Linked DNA regions of Homo sapiens: region 1 is linked to region 2. A link is an interaction called in ENCODE POLR2A ChIA-PET data of the cell type or tissue named here. Cell type or tissue: IMR-90. All regions are shown on one strand. Links, peaks and the distances in the headings refer to the core of each region. The heading gives the core; the rest is flanking DNA. Region 1 has its middle 7.0 kb from the start of MIR548AP. Region 2 overlaps AKAP13 (A-kinase anchoring protein 13).

Region 1 (8,908 bases), core at 278-8,277, 180 kb before region 2:
CAGGCCGGGCACGGTGGCTCATGCCTGGAATCCTAGCACTTTGGGAGGCCAAGGTGGGCAGATCACCTGAGGTCAGGAGTTCAAGGCCAGCCAGGCCAACATGGTGAAACCCCATCTCTACTAAAAATACAAAAAAAATTAGCTGGGTGTGGTGGTGCCTGCCTGTAATCCCAGCTACTCTCAAAAATAATAGTAATAATAAAAAATAAATAAAATGAGATACAGGCACCCTGTGGGGGTGAGGAGGGGAGAAAATTCACTGGAGTGGAGGAAGAAAAGATAAGAACTTATTTCTTTTTCTTTTTCTTTTTTTTTTTTGAAACAGAGCCTCACTCTGTTACCCAGGCTGGAGTGCAGTGGCGCGGTCTCTGCTCACTGCAACCCCTGCCTCCCAGGTTCAAGCAATTCTCCTGCCTCAGCCTCCCAAGTAGCTGGGACAACAGGCACCTGCCATCACGCCCAGCTAATTTTTGTATTTCCAGAACAGACGGGGTTTCACCATATTGGCCACGCTGGTCCCAAACTCCTTACCTTGTAATCCACCTTCCTCGGCCTCCCAAAGTGCTAGGATTACAGGCGTGAGCCACCGCACCTGGCCAATAACTTATTTTTTATAGTTAGTTCTTTTTTTCTTGAGACGGAGTTTCACTCTCGTTGCCCAAGCTGGAGTGCATTGTTGTGATCTCGGCTCACAGCAACCTCCGCCTCCAGGTTCAAGCAATTCTCCTGCCTCAGCCTCCTGAGTAGCTGGGATTACAGACACGTGCCACCACGCCTGGCTAAGTTTTTTAGTTTTTTTGTAGAAACACGGTTTCACCATGTTAGCCAGGCTGGTCTTGAACTCCTGACCTCAGGTAATCTGCCCGCCTTGGCCTCCCAAAGTGCTGGGATCACAGGCGTGAGCCACCGTGCCCAGCCAATATAGTTATTAGTTATTTCTTTTCTTTCTTTTTTTTTTTTGAGACAGAGTCTCACTCTGCTGCCCAGGCTGGAGTGCAGTGGCGTGATCTCAGCTGACTGCAACCTCTGCCTCCCGGGTTCAAGCAGTTCTTGTGCCTCTGCCTCAGCCTCCCGAGTAGCTGGGACTACAGGTGTGCACCACCACGCCCGGCTAATTTTTGTAATTTCAGTAAAGACAGAGTGTCACCATATTGGCCAGGCTGGTCTCGAACTCCTGACCTAGTGATCAGCCCACCTCTGCCTCCCAAAGTGCTGGGATTACAGATGTGAGCCACTGCATCCAGTGCAATATAGTTATTTCTTAAATTTATTTTTATAGTTATTCTTATGTCCCCATTTTACATTTCTCTTTTTATATATGGCTTTAATGAGCATAATACATTAATGTTTATAATTTATGAAAAAGTATCATCCTTGTAATTTCTACTTTGTGCATGGTTTTAAGGTACACCCTATATAAATCCAGTGCTAACTGTATAAACTATATGACTAAACAGATTTGCATGTAGTAGGGATGCATGATTTTTTTTTTTTTTTTTTTTTTAGAGAGAGTCTGGCTCTGTCACCCAGGCTGGAATGCAATGATGCGATCTCGACTAACTGCAACCTCCACCTCCAGGCTCAAGCGATTCTCCTGCCTCAGCCTCCTAAGTAGCTGAGATTACAGGCATGCGCCACCACACCTGACTAATTTTTGTATTTTTAATAGAGATGGGGTTTCACCATGTTGACCAGGCTGGTCTCCAACCCCTGACCTCAGGTGATTTCCCTTCCTCGGCCTCCCAAAATGCTGGGATTACAGGCATGAGCCACCACACCCGGCCTGGACAAGTTTTAAGACCTTCGAGGTGGAAGCTCAAGCTGCCTTTATGAGAGTCTTTTGGAGATTCTAGCAGTGAGTGAGGGCCTTCAAACACTGAACAAGCTACATTGGCCCAGACGTCAGCAGCACATCATTCTTCAGGTGGCCCCTTTTGTGGTGATAATGACAAGAAAACTGTGACTAGTGCACAGGTGGAAACCAGAACCAGAAAGGAAAAAGGGGTGGGCATTGTCTGGGGTTGCAACTGACAGAGTGGGTATGTGTGTGAGGCTCCCTCTGAGATCTCCCATGAATGAGTGAAGACCCTTGAAGGCTAATGTTCTTGTCTAGGGGGATGAGTGGCTCGGAACCTGCAATTTGGGCACAAGGGTAAGTGTGACTTCATTTTGCAATCACCACCAGATGGACAGATGAGATCCAGGGAATGGGGAAGTTTGGGGCTGGGAACTCACATGATGAGGCTGCTCAAGGCATCTGCAGAATAACCCTGAGGCTGTAGGTGTTGGGCTATTCCGAACTCCCTCTCTGGGAGGTTTTCATCCATGAAGGTAGGGCCTGAGAAAGGATACAAATGTGCAGAGCTGAGAGTTTGCAAAGCAAGGTTGAGTTCAGAAAAAATATCCTGGCCGGGCACAGTGGCTCATGCCTGTAATCCAGCACTTTGGGAGGCGAAGGCGGGCGAATCTCTTGAGCTCAGGAGTTCAAGACCACCCTGGGCAACATGGTGAAACCATGCCTCTACTAAAATACAAAAAATTAGCTGGGCATGGTGGTGCACGCCTGTAGTCCCAGCTACTCGGGAGGCTGAGGCATGAGAATCATTTGAGCCCTGCAGGTGGAGGCCGCGGTGAGCCGAGATCATGCCACTGCACTCCAGCCTGGGCAACAGAGAGAGATTCCATCTCAAAAACAAACAAGAAAGAAAGAAAAGAAAAGAAAAAATATCCCAGACAGACTCAATCCAAGTTCCTAGCCGTGTGGCCTTGGAGAAGTCACTCTCTGAGCCTCAGATGTTTCATCTGTAAGACAGAAATATTCTCTCTTCCTCAGGACAAACAAGGGGAGAGGTCTATTTATCCAGCAAAACCCTCCACCCTGCCACAACCCCCACCTCCCCCATAACCTTTCTCCAGGAAATGATATTCAAAAAACAAAGTCTTCCAGCTCCGACAAGGCCCCAGAGCAGAATCACCAGTTCACTGGACAATAACCTCAGTGACGTGATTTTTCCTCCCAGAACATATGGCAAGTGGGCCAGAGCTGGAGAAGTGGGAGCAGCCGCTGCAGAGGCCGGTCTTGAGAATGTCCTCATTTTGCAGCTGACCAACAGCTTCCCCTGGCATGTACAGGCAGGAGCAGCCCCTCTCCTTTCTAGCTGGGAGGAGAATGCCCACAGGCTTAGAGCAGCTATGCCAAAGCCCATCTTGGCCATTGGCAACACCCCACCCACCCACAGGGGTGCCAGAGGACTTCTCCCTGAGCACCAGGTCCAGGTGCCATGTGGCATTCTCTGGGTAGACACCGGCTCTCCCAGCCTCTCCGCCCACCTGCCCCTTCCCCATGAGGACACTGGCCACCCTCCTTCCCCTTCCTGTTCTGTCTTCCACTCCCTCTGGCTTCATAGACACCGCCAGGGCTTGTTCTCCTCCATCTCGGTCAGGCACTATGCCCTGAGGTTGGCACTAAATGGTGGGGGAGTCAGACCACCTCCAGAGCCCCTGCACGGTGGCCCAGAGTATGTGAACAAGGTGCTTTCCTGGAAGAACATCTCCCTTAAAAAGGTCACTCATACCAAAACTTGGGCATTCTTTTTACATTTTATAGAAAAGAAAAAGGATGACGGGCTTGGTGGCTTATGCCTATAATCCCAGTACATTGGGAAGCCGAGGCGGGCGGATCACTTGAGGTCAGGAGTTCGAGACCAGCCTGGCCAACATGGCAAAACCCCGTCTCTACTAAAAATATAAAAATTAGCCTGATATGGTAGTGCGTGCCTGTAATCTCAGCTACTCAGGAGGCTGAGGCAGGAGAATCACTTGAACATGGGAGGTGGAGGTTGCAGTGAACCAAAATCACATCCCTGGAAATCAAAAAAACAAAAAAAGAAAAGGAAAAGGAGGCACCATTCAATTCAGCGTGAATTTATCAAGCATCTCCTCCATGCCAGGAACTCTCTGGACACTAAGGATGCTGTAAGTGACATTCCCTGACCTCATGGAGCCCAAGGAGATTAAATGACCCCTATAACCTAAGGCAGTTTTTCAAATGTCTTCAAGCCTCCTGATGTGTACAAAAGGTAAAAACCCTGGTACCTCTGGTGGAAGAAGCCAGAGCGATCACTGTTTCTCACCCCAGGACTCCGGGAAGTTCTCAAATCACCATGCGGGGTCTCCTGCAAGATCTTGAAAAGTAATAACAGCTAGTGTGTATTAAACACTTCTTAGGGGCCAGGCACTCTTCTAAAAACATTAGCACCTGAACTCTCAGAACAAACCCATCATGTAGGAACTATGATCCCCATTTTACAGATGGAAAGGAGATCACAGAGAAGGAAGTCACTTGCCACAAGGGCTGACTCCAGGGCCCATGACTTGTGTTCTCACCTGGCCTAGCTGCTGCACAGAGCTCCTCACAAGCCGTGAAGAGCAGCGCCAGGAAGCCCCACCGCATCACCTCCATTCTGATGATGATGGTGGTGATGGTGGTGGCAGTGGTGATGAGGTAACTCTTAGTTCCTTTATTTCCTGCAGAGAATGGCTGGTTCCTCTAAATGGCTTGGTGATTGTTTTGTTTGTTGGGTGTTTTTGAGAAAGGGTCTGACTCTGTCACCCAGGCTGTAGTGCAGTGATGAAATCGCAACTCACTGCAGCCTTGATCTCCCAGGCTCCAGCAATCCTCCCACCTAAGCCTCCCAAGCAGCTAGGACAACAGGTGTGTGCCACCACACCCAGCTAATTTTTCTATTTTTTGTAGAGACACAGTTTCACTATGTTACCCAGGCTGGTGTCGAAATCCTGAGCTCACATAATCCTCCCGCCTCCCAAAGTGCTGGGATTACAGGCGTGAGACACCACGCCCAGCCTAATTTTTCTTAATGTACATTTTCATTTTACCAGTGCTATTGTAAGTGCTTTTTGCTGTAACACATTTCTAATACATTTTAAGCAAATGCGGCATTAATTTTGAAGGAATGATCCTTTCTTGTGAAGACCCTTATTCAGCCATTCCCAGGAGGGAGGAGGGACAAAGAGAGACTGAGAGACAGAGAGTGCAGGCGTTCGCAGACAGGAGACAGAATAAGAGAACATTTGCTAAAGAAATGACCCAGGCACTCAGTAAATGTTAGAAGACACGCGAGGGGCTTTTCCAGCGGTCAGTCCTGGCTGTGAATCTCAGTCCCACCCTGTGCCAGATGACATGTCGGACCAACTACATAAATCCTCCGAGCCTTGGTTACCTTGTCTGCAAAGCAAAAGATCTCATTGGGGTTTTCTCCCACATTAAAGGAAACAACCCCACTTTGCACAAAACCTGGAACAGAATAGGAATGCAGTGTGTGCCTTATTCAACCCCTTCTGGACCCTGAGTACAAGACTGAGAATGTCAGCAGAGGGCGCTGGCTGGTCTGGGTCCCTCAATCTGGGAAGCGTGCAGTGTGGATTCAGCGTGGATCCTCTGTCTTGTGGGTGGAGGGCTGAGGACTTTAAACCATGGTCAGATTCCCCCGCCTGTGGGCACTGTGCTGGGGACGGAAAACAGAGCTCTCTGAAGGTGCAATTACACGTCATTTGCATATCTTATAGAGAACAGATGCTCCTTTCCATCGGGAAACATTCCCATATGGTCTGGCCTTGTCGCAATTTCCAACAAGGGCTGGTTTTAAGTTTTGCAATTAAAGGTGTCCCTTGGCCACAGCCAGAAAACAAACTGAGTTTTCATTGAGCCCTGGAGGTGCCTTTGTTTTGCCTCTGACAAGAAGGAAGCCAGCCCTCTGGGCCCCAGGGCCCTGCCAGCTCTCCCTGAGGTCCCCAATTGAGGGAAGGGTTGGGGCCTTCCCTTTAAGGGTGGCTGGCAGTCCCAAAAAAAAGGCTGCGCTAGGGGGATTGGGAAGGGAATGGGAGGGAGATGAGATTAGAGGACAGGGCTAGGGCTGTCAGAATGAACTTCAGGAGACTTTTCCTCCAGCATCTCACATCCTCACTTTTCTCTACCCTAACCCTCTAGACCCCCATCTTCCATCTTTCCTCCTCTCTACCCTCAGGACACATACAGCCCCCAGGTCATAAACCCTCTTCAGATGAAACACACAGGTGGCATCATCGCTCTGCCAGCTGGCCAGGTCCTCCCTTGTGCGGCATCCTCAGGCCCCCCAGCAGCCCTGCATGATAAGGGGCTCTAGGCAGCCTCCACCCTCGGGTCCAGCCTTCTCCACTTGCCTGGCCCAGCTCTTGCCCCTCCAAGGCCTTCAGCTTGCTGTTCCTTTCCTATTCCATCCTTGCCTCACTACTACTTGAATCTGATCCATGCTTTTATCTCCCTGATCAAGTCTGATTTCCTCTCGGCCAGGACTCCCCCTGGCCCTCCCAGTAATGCATCCACAAGTAACAGCAGCAACCCTTGGCCCCATTCCCCTCAGCCCCTGGTGCTTTCCTGCCTCCTAGAAACTGTTCCCACAAACTGCCATCCTAGCCAGCTCTACCTCCCTGGAGAGAGCTGATCCTTGGGCATCCCATACATATGATTTTCCACCGGTGGCCATAGGAGGATGCACGTTCACCTCCTGTCCTGCTGCTCTGTCCTCTCTGGGCAACTTCTATGTCCCCAAGCTATCTCTTGTTTCAGAGAGTCCCCTCCCAAGTAGCATTCCAGGTCTCCCCTGAACTACTGTCCTCCATCATGTGTTTATCTCCAGTGTCCCAATCCATCAGGACCTCGCATGGGCTCTGAATCCATTAACTGGCTGTGTGACCTGGAAACCAACTTATCCTCTCTGAACCGCAGGTTCCTTAAATGTAACTTGGGAGTGCTAATGTCCAATCCTTTTTTTTTTTTTTTTGAGATAGAGTCTCACTGTCACCCAGGCTGGAGTGCAATGGCGCAATCTCGGCTCACTGCAACCTCCACCTCCTGGGTTTAAGTGATTCTACTGTGTCAGCCTCCTGAGTAGCTGGGATTACAGATGCACCACCGCGCCCAGCTAATTTTTATATTTTTAGTAGAGTCAGGGTTTCACCATGTTGGTCAGGCTGGTCTCAAACTCCTGACCTCAAGTGATCCGCCTGCCTCAGCCTCCCAAAGTGCTGGGATTACAGGCATCAGCCACCACTCCCAACCATGCCCACATCATTTGCTGCTGTGATGATGTCATGAGATGACAAACAGAAACATCTCCTTCCTCCTTCCTCAGTGGTGGTAACTCTCCAGGGTGGGGTGAGAGGACTAGGACAGACTCCCCACCGTCCCCACAAGTGACTGCCTCTGCCTCAGGCCAGATGACCCTGACTCAACCCTGCAAGTTGCAGGAAAGCTGAGCCTAGTCTCTCTCTCCAAGAACCTGGTCCCAAAGAGAAATAGTTCCTGCTGCCAGGGTTCCATGGCTTTCCACAGGTGACCTGTAAGGTCAACTATCTTGAGCCGATAGTATGAGCCGCCATACTATATGGTGGCTCATTTAGAGCCTGTAGCAGCTGGATGGAGACTGCCCACAAAGAACAGGTCAATTTGGTCCATCTTTGCCTTTAGTAGTTGCTTAACAGATGATTTTTGTGGACTTAAACCAACCACCCTGATCGGAACCACACCTTTGTTCCCTTTTCCTAGATGAAAAAAAATGGGATTCTTTGCTATGGCACCTACATGGAGGCCACCTGAGGGGCTCTGGCCAGGAATCCAGGTGTTGAGTCCTTCAGAGTTGTTACCTGGGAGCCACAACCATGAAGCATGTCTGTCCTTTTACAGGTCTCTTAAAACCACCTTCCAAACAGCCACTTCCAAAGTCATACAGCCATTAGGAGAGCTGACTGCACTGATTTTTACCCTTTGTGCTACTGATGTCAGAGGCACAGTAAGCAGATTAGAACAGGGGCGAGATGCTACCTTCTGGCACTTCCTGCCAAAATTTGCCTACAGCACATGGATGGCTGTTTAGAGGTAAGCTAAAAAATCTGGTGGAAAGTGCCTGGAGTCATTTGGGATTTTGAAAACATAAGTCGGCCATGTGTCACTGACACTGCTGGTTGCCTACTTAACATGCGTTTCTCACCCACCCTCCTTTCCTCTTTCGATTCAGAACAGCATCTGCCCTCCTGTGCTCAGCTTTGTGTTTCACAAGGGGTTGATCACAGCCCCAGCCCAAGGGCTGAATCCTCATAGGTCCAAGCCAATCATGGGTTCCCAAACCCTTTGTTGGTAATTGGTTTAGATAAGGGTATGTGACATTGTGACATAGATTTCTTTTTTCTTTTTTTTTTTTTTTTTTTTTGAGACGGAGTCTTGCTCTGTCGCCCAGGCTGGAGTGCAGTGGCACAATCTTGGCTCACTGCAACCTCTGCCTCCCAGGTTCAAGCAATTCTCCTGCCTCAGCCTCCCGAGTAGCTGAGATTACAGGTGCCCATCACCACACCCGCCTAATTTTTGTATTTTTAGTAGAGATGGGGTTTCACCATATCGATCAGGCTAGTCTTGAACTCCTGACCTCGTGATCCGCCCGCCTCGGCCTCCCAAAGTGCTGGCATTACAGGCATGAGCCACTGCACCCGGCCTAATTTTCTGTCATTATAAGCCACCCAGTTTGTGGTAATTTGTTACAGCAGCCCCAGGAAACAAAAATACCCTCTGTCTCCAGCCTCTACCCTCTTTGTTGTGTTGGCTTCTCTTTTTCTTCTGGCTATGGACCAACCCCTGTACTCCCTAAACCACAAAGCTGCCAACAGCTTGCATATTTGACACCTGTCAATCAAGCTTCCAGAAAGAAAAACAGTACCCTCTGTTTTCCAAATCCAGTTCTCCATGAAATAACTTTGATTGGCCTAGCTTGACTTGCAAGCTAAATTTGGTCCAATCAACTGTGCCCAGTGGCAGACTGGCATTGAACCAAGATGGCAACTCCTAAAGTAGCCATATGGA
Region 2 (8,908 bases), core at 468-8,467:
TAGCCTGACATTTTCTACTTGTTGAAACATACCAGTGGCTGGGCGCAGTGGCTCATGCCTGTAATCCCAGCTACTGGGGAGGCTGAGGAAGGAAAATCTCTTGAACCTGAGAGGGAGCGAGGGAAGGAGATACCAGAACACAGAATTTGATGGGTGAGGGAAAGATGAGCTTCATGGTACCCAAAAGGCCAAAAGAAGTGTCTAAGAGATGTTTGATCATACTCTTAAGATGTGGACACTGTCTTAATAGCTATTTTGCACTCTTACGGGATGGGGGCAGGGAACAGGGAAGGGCATTTTGTAATTCTTTTTCCCTTTTTCACAATATTTTCCAAATTAGTCTACTCAATGTTTTAATTAAGGGTAAAAAAAAATTATGGTTCTTCAAGAAAGAGAAAAAAATTATGAAAATCTTTCAGCTTTGGAATAGAAAACAAGCTCTATATCTCTATACTATAAGGAGACTCTTTTTAAAGGTTTGATGTAATAGTTCAAAAGCACACTACCTTCTAAAAGCACCCTTCCTACCTTTTGGGCTTGATCTCATAAGCTAATAAGAAGGCTTTCTTTTTCCAGTTCCGTGGAATCCAGTTTCCTAGATTGTTTTTTAAGTAATGTATGGGAATGAGAGAAAAGATGCAAGGGGATCACTGGACAGGTCAAACTGAGGTCCAGATTTTCCAACGGACGCAGGCATGAGCAGCAGAATCAAGATTTGAACCCAGGCTGATTTCAACTCAAATTGCCCTATTCTGGTATCTCAATCATCTTTTTAAAAAACCCTGTAAGAACAAGATATCAAAGTCAGTATCAGAAAAGTCCCTTCACTGGGTCACTCTGTAAAATAAAACTATGGTTCACTGAGTAAATTCTAAATTGTGGTAGGTATTATTTTAAAATGAAATAACTGACTATGCTTTCTGAGTGAGGGACTCAGGGGTTTCCTAAAGGGGTCCTATTCACGGGGCAACTTTCCATGGACAAGGACAATGTAAATGGTCTCGTGAATATCTCGGCTTTCTCACTGTACTGGGTTGAATAATGTCCTCCTCAGATACAGGTCCTTCTCAGAATGTGAGCTTATTTGGAAAGAGGGTCTTTGCAGATGTAATTAGTTAAGATGAGGTTATACTGGAGTAGGGTGGATCCAAAATGTCCCCAGATCCCAACACAAATGGTGTCCCTGCAAGAGGAGAAGAGACACAAAAAGACACACAGGAGAGAATACCACGTGAAGGCAGAGGAGAGATTGGAGTGCAGTGTCTACAACCCAAGGAACACCAAGGACTGAACAAGCACCAGAGACTAGAAGAGAGGCCATTTTCTCTCAGAGCCTACAGAAGGAAAGCAGCCCCACTGACACGGTGATTAGGATCTCCAGCCTCCAGAACTGGGACCAAGTAAGTTCCTGTTGTTTTCAGCCGCCCAGCTTCCAGTAATTTGTTACAGCAGCCCTAGGAAGCTAATATACTCACGCTTAGCTGCCTAAATGTCTAATTCTCAAAATAATACCAAGGGACAAACAGAATGAACACCAATAAAGCAAAATGTATAACAAGCCTGTTCTAAAACACACAAAAAAGACTTCAAGGCAAACAAAAATTTTGAGTTAAAGTTTCCATTTATTAATTTACCATATAGCCTTCTTACAAGTTAGCTCTTCTCAGTTTGGAAACAACTCACAGACAGTTATATAGGTGCTTCTTCACTCTGGCATCCAATCTTGGAAGGATTTTGCCTTGAAAAAAAGGCCTGCTATCTCTCTGGCACTTAACGAATCTGAAGTTTATAAAACAACCATCTACCCTTTTGAGAGTCATTAAAATAAGGTGGGAAAATCTTTGGTGGCCTGTTTATACACATTTTAAAAACAAAGAGATCTGTCTAGAATATATTCTCAACACAAAGCCTTTCTTCCTAATATGTGCTTTTAACTCTGATCTCACTGAAACTACATGATTTCTACAGTCTTGCATATCTGGTAAGAATAAAGTTCACACAGAATAATATTCTTATACTCATTATTTTTACTGCAGTATGCAGCTCTTACTATGAATTGGTGGTTATTACTTGAAAAAGGAAAACAAAACATCACTGGTGAAAATGTAAAATGGTACAACCGCTTGGGAAAAGATCCGTTTCTTAGCAAACTAAACCTATACCTACCATATAATCTAAGAATTCGAATCCTAGGTATTTCTCAAGAGAAATGATATTATTTAGATTCCATTTATACGAAGTTCTGAAACAGAAAACTAATCTGCGGTGGGAAAACAGTTAAGACAGCTGTTGCCTTGAGAGGGTGTGAATGGAGACCGACTGAGAAGAGACATGAGGCAACTCCAAAGTGATGCTTATAGTCTGTACCCTGCTGCAGGCTGCGTACAAACGTGAATGAAGGCTTCTATCAAAAGTCACTGATGGGTGCTCACTTCAGTAGCACATACACTAAAATCGGAACAATGCACAGACGATTAGCATGGCCTCTGTGCAAGGATGATGCACACATTCGTGAAGCAGTCATTAAATTTTTTTTTAAAAAGTCACTGACTGGTACCCTCAAGATTGTACATTTCACTGTATGTAAACTTCACCGAAAAACCCAACCAACCTATAAACAAATACTGAATTCTAAGTGTTCAGAGGTGAAGTATATCGATATTTGTAACTTGCCTCAAAGAATTCAGGCAAACTGGGTGGACAGAAGGATGGACAGATATATAGTTACATAATAGAGCAAATACAATTAAAAGTTAATTGTAGGATCTAAGTAGTGGGTATACGGGTGTTCACTGTACAATTCTCCAAATTTTCTATATGCCTCAATATATTCTTAATAAAATGTTGGGAAAAATGCCTGATTGGCTTTCTTAGCCAGAGTTACATTATACAGGTATGGATACGTAAGTATATACAGAGGTATAAACATTATAAACATAAAATTACAAAACTGCTGCATACTTTATATCTTATTACTATACTTGAAGAAATCATGCTTAATATTGCCAAAATACTAGTCCTTTAATCTCCATTTATTCCCAAACATTTATTATTATTATTTGTAATGATACACAAGGCACTCTACTATGTGCCTTGGAAAATAATGGCTCACATTTTAAACACCTAACACATGCCAACCATTTAATCCATTTATGTTCAATATTTTAAGAAAAGTACCTGATTACAAGCATTACCACTGGTTCACAGTTTTAAGTTTTTAATAATTTCAGCACTTGTGCACAGGCAATTGCAGTTTTTGTTGTTTTTTTTTTTTTTTTTTTTTTTTTTTTTTTTTTTGAGATGGAGTCTCACTCTGTTGCCCAGGCTGGAGTATGGTGGCACAATCTCAGCTCACTGCAACCTCCACCTCCCAGGTTCGAATGATTCTCCTGCCTCAGCCTCCTGAGTAGCTGGGATTACAGGCGCCTGCCACCACGCCCAGCTAATTTTTGTATTTTTAATAGAGATGGGGTTTCACCATGTTGGCCAGGCTGGTCTCGAACTCCTGACCTCCAGTGATCCGCCTGCCTCGGCCTCTCAAAGGCATGAGCCACCACGCCCAGCCGCAATTGTCATTTTCTTAATTAGGATTCTGTAAATACATTTACTTTTATTTATTTTTAAGACAGCATCTCCCTCTGTTGCCCAGGCTGGAGTGCAGTTGCACAATCACAGCTCATTGCAGCCTTGAACTTCAAGGCTCAAGTGATCCTCTCGCCTCTGCCTCCCAAGTAGCTGGGACTACAGACGTGTGCCACCATGCCTGGCTAATTTTTAAATTTTTTACTGGAGACAGGTTCTCACTATGTTGCCCAGGCTGGTGTCAATCTCCTGGACTCAAGCAGTCCTCCCACTTCAGCCTCCCGAAGTGTTGGGATTACAAGTGTGAACCAGCATGCCTGGCTTACATTTATTTTTATCTCAAAAAGGTTTATTGTTTTTTTTTAAGTAATTTTTTGGCTTGGGGATCAAGGACCTGAGAAAAACTACAACACATGAAAGAAGGATGTTCCCTTTAGGTTTTGTATCTTATATAAGTCATTCTGATTTTTTTAAATCAATTGTAGATACATCTGCTAACCTGGGGAAGAAAAATAACATGGAAGGACCTTGATTTACCTCTCTTTGGGAAGACAGGCAGCAACTATTAATATTTCCTGTAGACTTTAATTATCCTTTTGGATAGTAGAGTGGCCTAGATCATGTATATTTTATAATCGTACTTTCTCTCTTAGCTAGTGCCAAAAAGAATCCTAGGATTTCTTTTCACTTTAAAAATAAAATCTAAATTTTATGCTATTGATTAAAGACCTTAGGAACCCACACATATTCATGAGAATAAACGTGAAGCTCATAACACTCACTAAAGAGTCATTTACCAGGAGGCATACTGAATGGAAAGACAGGGTTAAGGTGAAAAGGTCACGACAAACGTTACGGGCTGTTAAAGACCTCTGTGAGGCCAGAGACACAAATGGCTGCAGGAAGTGACCTCATGTACCACTCATGGTTCACAGAAAAAGATGTTGCAATGTCTCGCCTACAGATTATTTTTTAGAGATGGAGAAGAGGGTTAGAACCTGGGAACAAACTGCAAGACATTCTGATATTTTGCATAGCACACTCTGGGGGTGACCACTGAGGAAGACTTTTAAGGAAGCAGCTGATGGCCTATCTGCCAGTGCCACGCTTTTATTTAATCACTGGCTATTAGAGCAGGTTTGGGGAGGTTGAGAGTAAAATAAAAAATGAACAGATTTTAGAGTCAGGCCTAGATGCAAACCTCAAGTTGGCTGCTCACCCACTAAGTAATTCTGGATACATTTCTTTACCTATCAGTGCCTCTATTTCCTCAAGAGCATAAAACCACCCACTTGTCAGGGTTGCTGGGCAGACAAATTGAGATCAAATATTTTAAAAATTTAGTTCAGTACCTACTGTACAGTAAGTATCCTGTCAATATTAGTCTCTCTCCTTTTTGTAAGTCAGCCCTTGGTTTTATTAATGCTAGAGCAAACATTTATTGCAAAGCCTCTCCTGGTCACAGGCTACTTTGGTACAGCAAAAACACTAAGAGAAAAATCCTCCCCATCTCTTCTCAGGCCATGCAGACATTCTCAAGCATGCATGAGGAGGTGAAAGTGAAGCTACCATTTCTGGTTTTCCCTAAGCAGTCTAGTATAAAATGTAGGTGTTATTTATTTATTTATTTTTGAGACAGGGTCTTGCTCTGTCGCCCAGGCTGGAGTGCAGTGGTGCCATCACGGCTCACTGCAGCGTTAACCTCCTACACTTAAGTGATCTTCCCACCTCAGCCTCCTGAATAGCTGGGACCACAGGTGTGCACCACCATGTCTGGCTAATTTTGGTATTTTTTGTAGAGACAAGGTCCCATTATATTGGCCCAGGCTGATCTCAAACTCCTTGACTCAAGTGATCCTCCTGCCTTAGCCTCCCAAAATGCTAAGATCCACCACGCCTGGCCTCCTTCAACTTTTAAAAATTATATGTCTAATATTCTTGAAAAAAAAAATCTTCCAAATCTAGCACAGGCCATTTATATGAGCAATTTTGTAAATGGTTCTGGGAAAATAAGACGGCGAAATATAGAAAATTCTAATTCTCCTTAGCTAAGAAAACCATTCAATTAAGTGACCAGAAGTAACTCTGAGTCTGCAGAGATGGTAACATCCAGGCACAAGCTGTCATGCACCTAGGAGGTTGCAAGGAAGTATTTCTTAACAAAGACACTTCCATTTTTAAAAAACTTTTTACGTTAAAATTTTCAAACATATATAAATGTTTAACAAATCTCTGTATATCCATGACCTAGTTTCAATGATTATCAATGATCCCATTTTAAAGCTGGAACTTAGAGATACTATCTAATCTGTTTATCTCAGTATGTTTTTAGCGACACATATCTTCAGAATGGTATTCCCCTTGCGGGGAACAGAATTCCTTACAATTAAAACCTCGAAAGTCGCAGTGGAAATTACCTAAATTCTGATATTATTAAAAAAAAAATAAAATAACATAAAACTATTGATTTCTCTTTTCCTAAGTAAAGAGAAAGGCAGATCTTCTAAATGTGGAGTTTTTTTTGTTTTGTTTTTTGTTTTTTTGAGATGGAGTCTCGCTCTGTCGCCCAGGCTGGAGTGCAGTGGCACAATCTCGGCTCACTGCAAGCTCCGCCTCCCGGGTTCACGCCATTCTCCTGCCTCAGCCTCCCGAGTAGCTGGGACTACAGGTGCCCGCCACCACTATTTTTAGTAGAGATGGGGTTTCACCGTGTTAGCCAGGATGGTCTCGATCTCCTGACCTCATGATCAGCCCGCCTCAGCCTCCCAAAGTACTGGGATTACAGGCGTGAGCCATTGCGCCCGGTCCTAAATGTGGAGTTTTTACTTCATAGAATTTTTTGTCAAGTCACTATGAGTGACAATGATAGAAATCCTTAAGTTTGCATCATATTAAATAAGTCTTTCCAAAGACCTTGGGAAGACAATGAGTTCAAAAAAAAAAAAGTCAGGGAAGGCCAAAAATGAAAGGAAGGCACACAGGGTACATTCACAGAGGCACTGATATGCTCCTGATTCCCAAATCTTTAGGTCTCTTTTCTTGTAACTTCTATTTTATTTTATTTTTACTTTTGAGATGGAGTTTCACTCCTGTTGCCCAGGCTGCAGTGCAGTGGTGTGATCTCAGCTCACTTCAGCCTTCACCTCCTGGGTTCAAGCAATTCTCCTGCTTCAGCCTCCAGAGTAGCTGAGGTTACAGGCACGCGCCACCATGCCCAGCTAATTTTTTTGTATTTTTAGTAGAGACGGGTTTTCACCATTTCCAGGCTGGTCTCGAACTCCTGACCTCAAGTGATCTACCCGCCTTGGCCTCCCAAAGTGCTGGGATTACATGCATGAGCCACCACACCCGGCCTATTCTTGTAACTTCTACACAGCATCATTCACCATCTTGGACAACCTAATCACCCACTAACACAACTGCTCTCACCACTTCTCCGAGCTCATTATAAAACTAGAAGGAACCGTGTTGGTAGATGCAACAGTGTTTCCGCCTCTTCACCTCCTTACCATTAAGAAAACCACTTGTGGCATATAATTGAGTAGCATTTGCCATCTCTGCTGTGGGGAAAGCCCTCTATTCTTCTCAGGTGAGCAAAACAGAACTTGCTGCCACTAGAAACAAATATAAGCAAAAGAAAGCAAACTACCCCCATTCCCCACCTCCCTTAGGCAGCCTCCAATTATATGCAAATGTGAGCTGATTCATGTGGAAGGGCTCTATTGCAGAGATCTAGAAAGTTCCAATTAGGCAGGCTAGATGAGGATGAGTGATATGACCACACTCAGCAGGAAGCTTCAGGCCTAAACACATTAACCAGAAATGACTCTACAGCTGGTTTATAAATATGACATCATATAGTCTGAGCTGCGGTCCTTGCTGCCCACTGAGAAGTGTTCACTGTCATCTGACTTAATTAATTCTAAAGGAACTTCCATTTCTTCTGACTCCCAAGTGAGCTTCAAAATCTGTATTTAACTGGCCACAATTTCACATTAAATAACTTTGGCCAATGCTTTTTTCTTTCCCTTTTTTTTGTTTTTGGAGACAGAGTCTCGCTCTGCCACCCAGGCTAGAGTTTAGTGGCGCGAACTTGACTCACTGCAACCTCCACCTCCTGGGTTCAAGTGAGCACGTCCAGCTAATTTTTATATTTTTAGTAGAGATGGGGTTTCACCATGTTGGCCAGGCTGGTCTCGAACTCCTGACCTCAAGGGGTCCGCCCACCTCAGCCTCCCAAAGTGTTGGGATTACAGGCGTGAGCCACCATGCCCAGCCCAGTGCCTTTTTCTAAACCCTGGTAATCTGGCGCTTCCTTCTCCAAAGAACATTTACATGCCTCTCAGAGTGAGTGAGGCCCTACAAGGCTAGCTGGATCACAACTTACTAGCAGGAGTTACATATTTAGGGAAACAGGAGAGCACAAGAGGGGGAAAAAGTTGGAAAAGAGTTTGGGAAGCCCAAATAGGAACACAAAAGCCGTGTGACAAAAATGAAAGGAAGGTCCACACAGTACCTTTGGGAAGATGATGCTGTCCATGTCATCACTGGGTGAGTGAAAGAGGTCAGAATCACTCCCAGATTCTCTTTTAAGTACACCTTGTTTTGAGGTACACTCTCTGCCCAGTCCAACATCCAGGAAGTTCTCACATTCTGAAAAAGAGAATTTATTCACCAATATTGAAAAAAAAAAAACAAAAAAACCAAAAAACAAAAAGAACCACTTCCTTTTCACCCCAGCAACCAGTCTTTTAAATCTCTCTCTCACTCTTTTCTCTTCCTTCCCTCCTTATTTCTTTTTTTCAAAATTAAGAAGCTATAAAAGGACACAGTCAAATTAGTAGCTCTGCTACTCCAATTCTAGGTTGAAATAGCTCCTACAGGACAATCATGCATCTGCCACGTTTATATTAGGTACAGAAAGATAAAAGGATGATTTAGAAGCATATTCTACTTCTATTTAGATACCTGAATGGTAATGCTTTCCTCATGGTAGTGAGGGCATTTTTTTTCTTTTGTCTTCAAAATCCAAAGTCTTTTACTAGCAACTATGTGATGGGGTTTGTTTTAAACTTATAGGTTCTACTGAGTAATAACAGAAATATAATTTAACTTTTCTTACCATAAATAGCTCTTAAATTGGGGGCATAATATGCCAAAGTGGAAAAATTTATCATTTAGAATGTTTTCGGTTCAATAACTAGAACAGGGACCCTGGCAAGCTAGAGGGAGGGGTCTGTGACAGAAATACTACCTTTGTACATTGAGGAAGCCTAAAAACTTAGTAGCTTGAAATAAGCAAGGTATTCTCTCTTATTAACTTTGC

The links. ChIA-PET counts read pairs that join two places held together with the same protein. Peaks named below come from ENCODE experiments on the same cell type or tissue, not always from the same donor. Only the 100,000 strongest peaks of a DNase experiment are listed, where the experiment ranks them.
Region 1: POLR2A ChIA-PET joins it to region 2 with 17 read pairs; 2 of 35 experiments call an interaction of 5 or more read pairs at or near these places.

What each region holds. Positions count from the first base shown.
Region 1 is chr15:85,828,193-85,837,100 of GRCh38, reverse strand. No RefSeq gene overlaps it. Among named protein-coding and RNA genes, the nearest start is that of MIR548AP, 7.0 kb to the right of the region's middle. In IMR-90, for the core only: a CTCF peak has its summit at 5,385 (motif pointing right); no DNase peak of the experiment used is centred there; H3K27me3 peaks cover 993 bases.
Region 2 is chr15:85,645,145-85,654,052 of GRCh38, reverse strand. AKAP13 (A-kinase anchoring protein 13) reads right to left here. Exons shown (of 37, transcript NM_007200.5): 10 at 8,099-8,235. It also overlaps the pseudogene RNU6-1280P. Among named protein-coding and RNA genes, the nearest start is that of LINC02883, 110 kb to the left of the region's middle. RefSeq lists a silencer at 1,261-1,555. In IMR-90, for the core only: no CTCF peak of the experiment used is centred there; DNase peaks (open chromatin) are centred at 4,522 and 7,392; H3K27ac peaks cover 1,139 bases.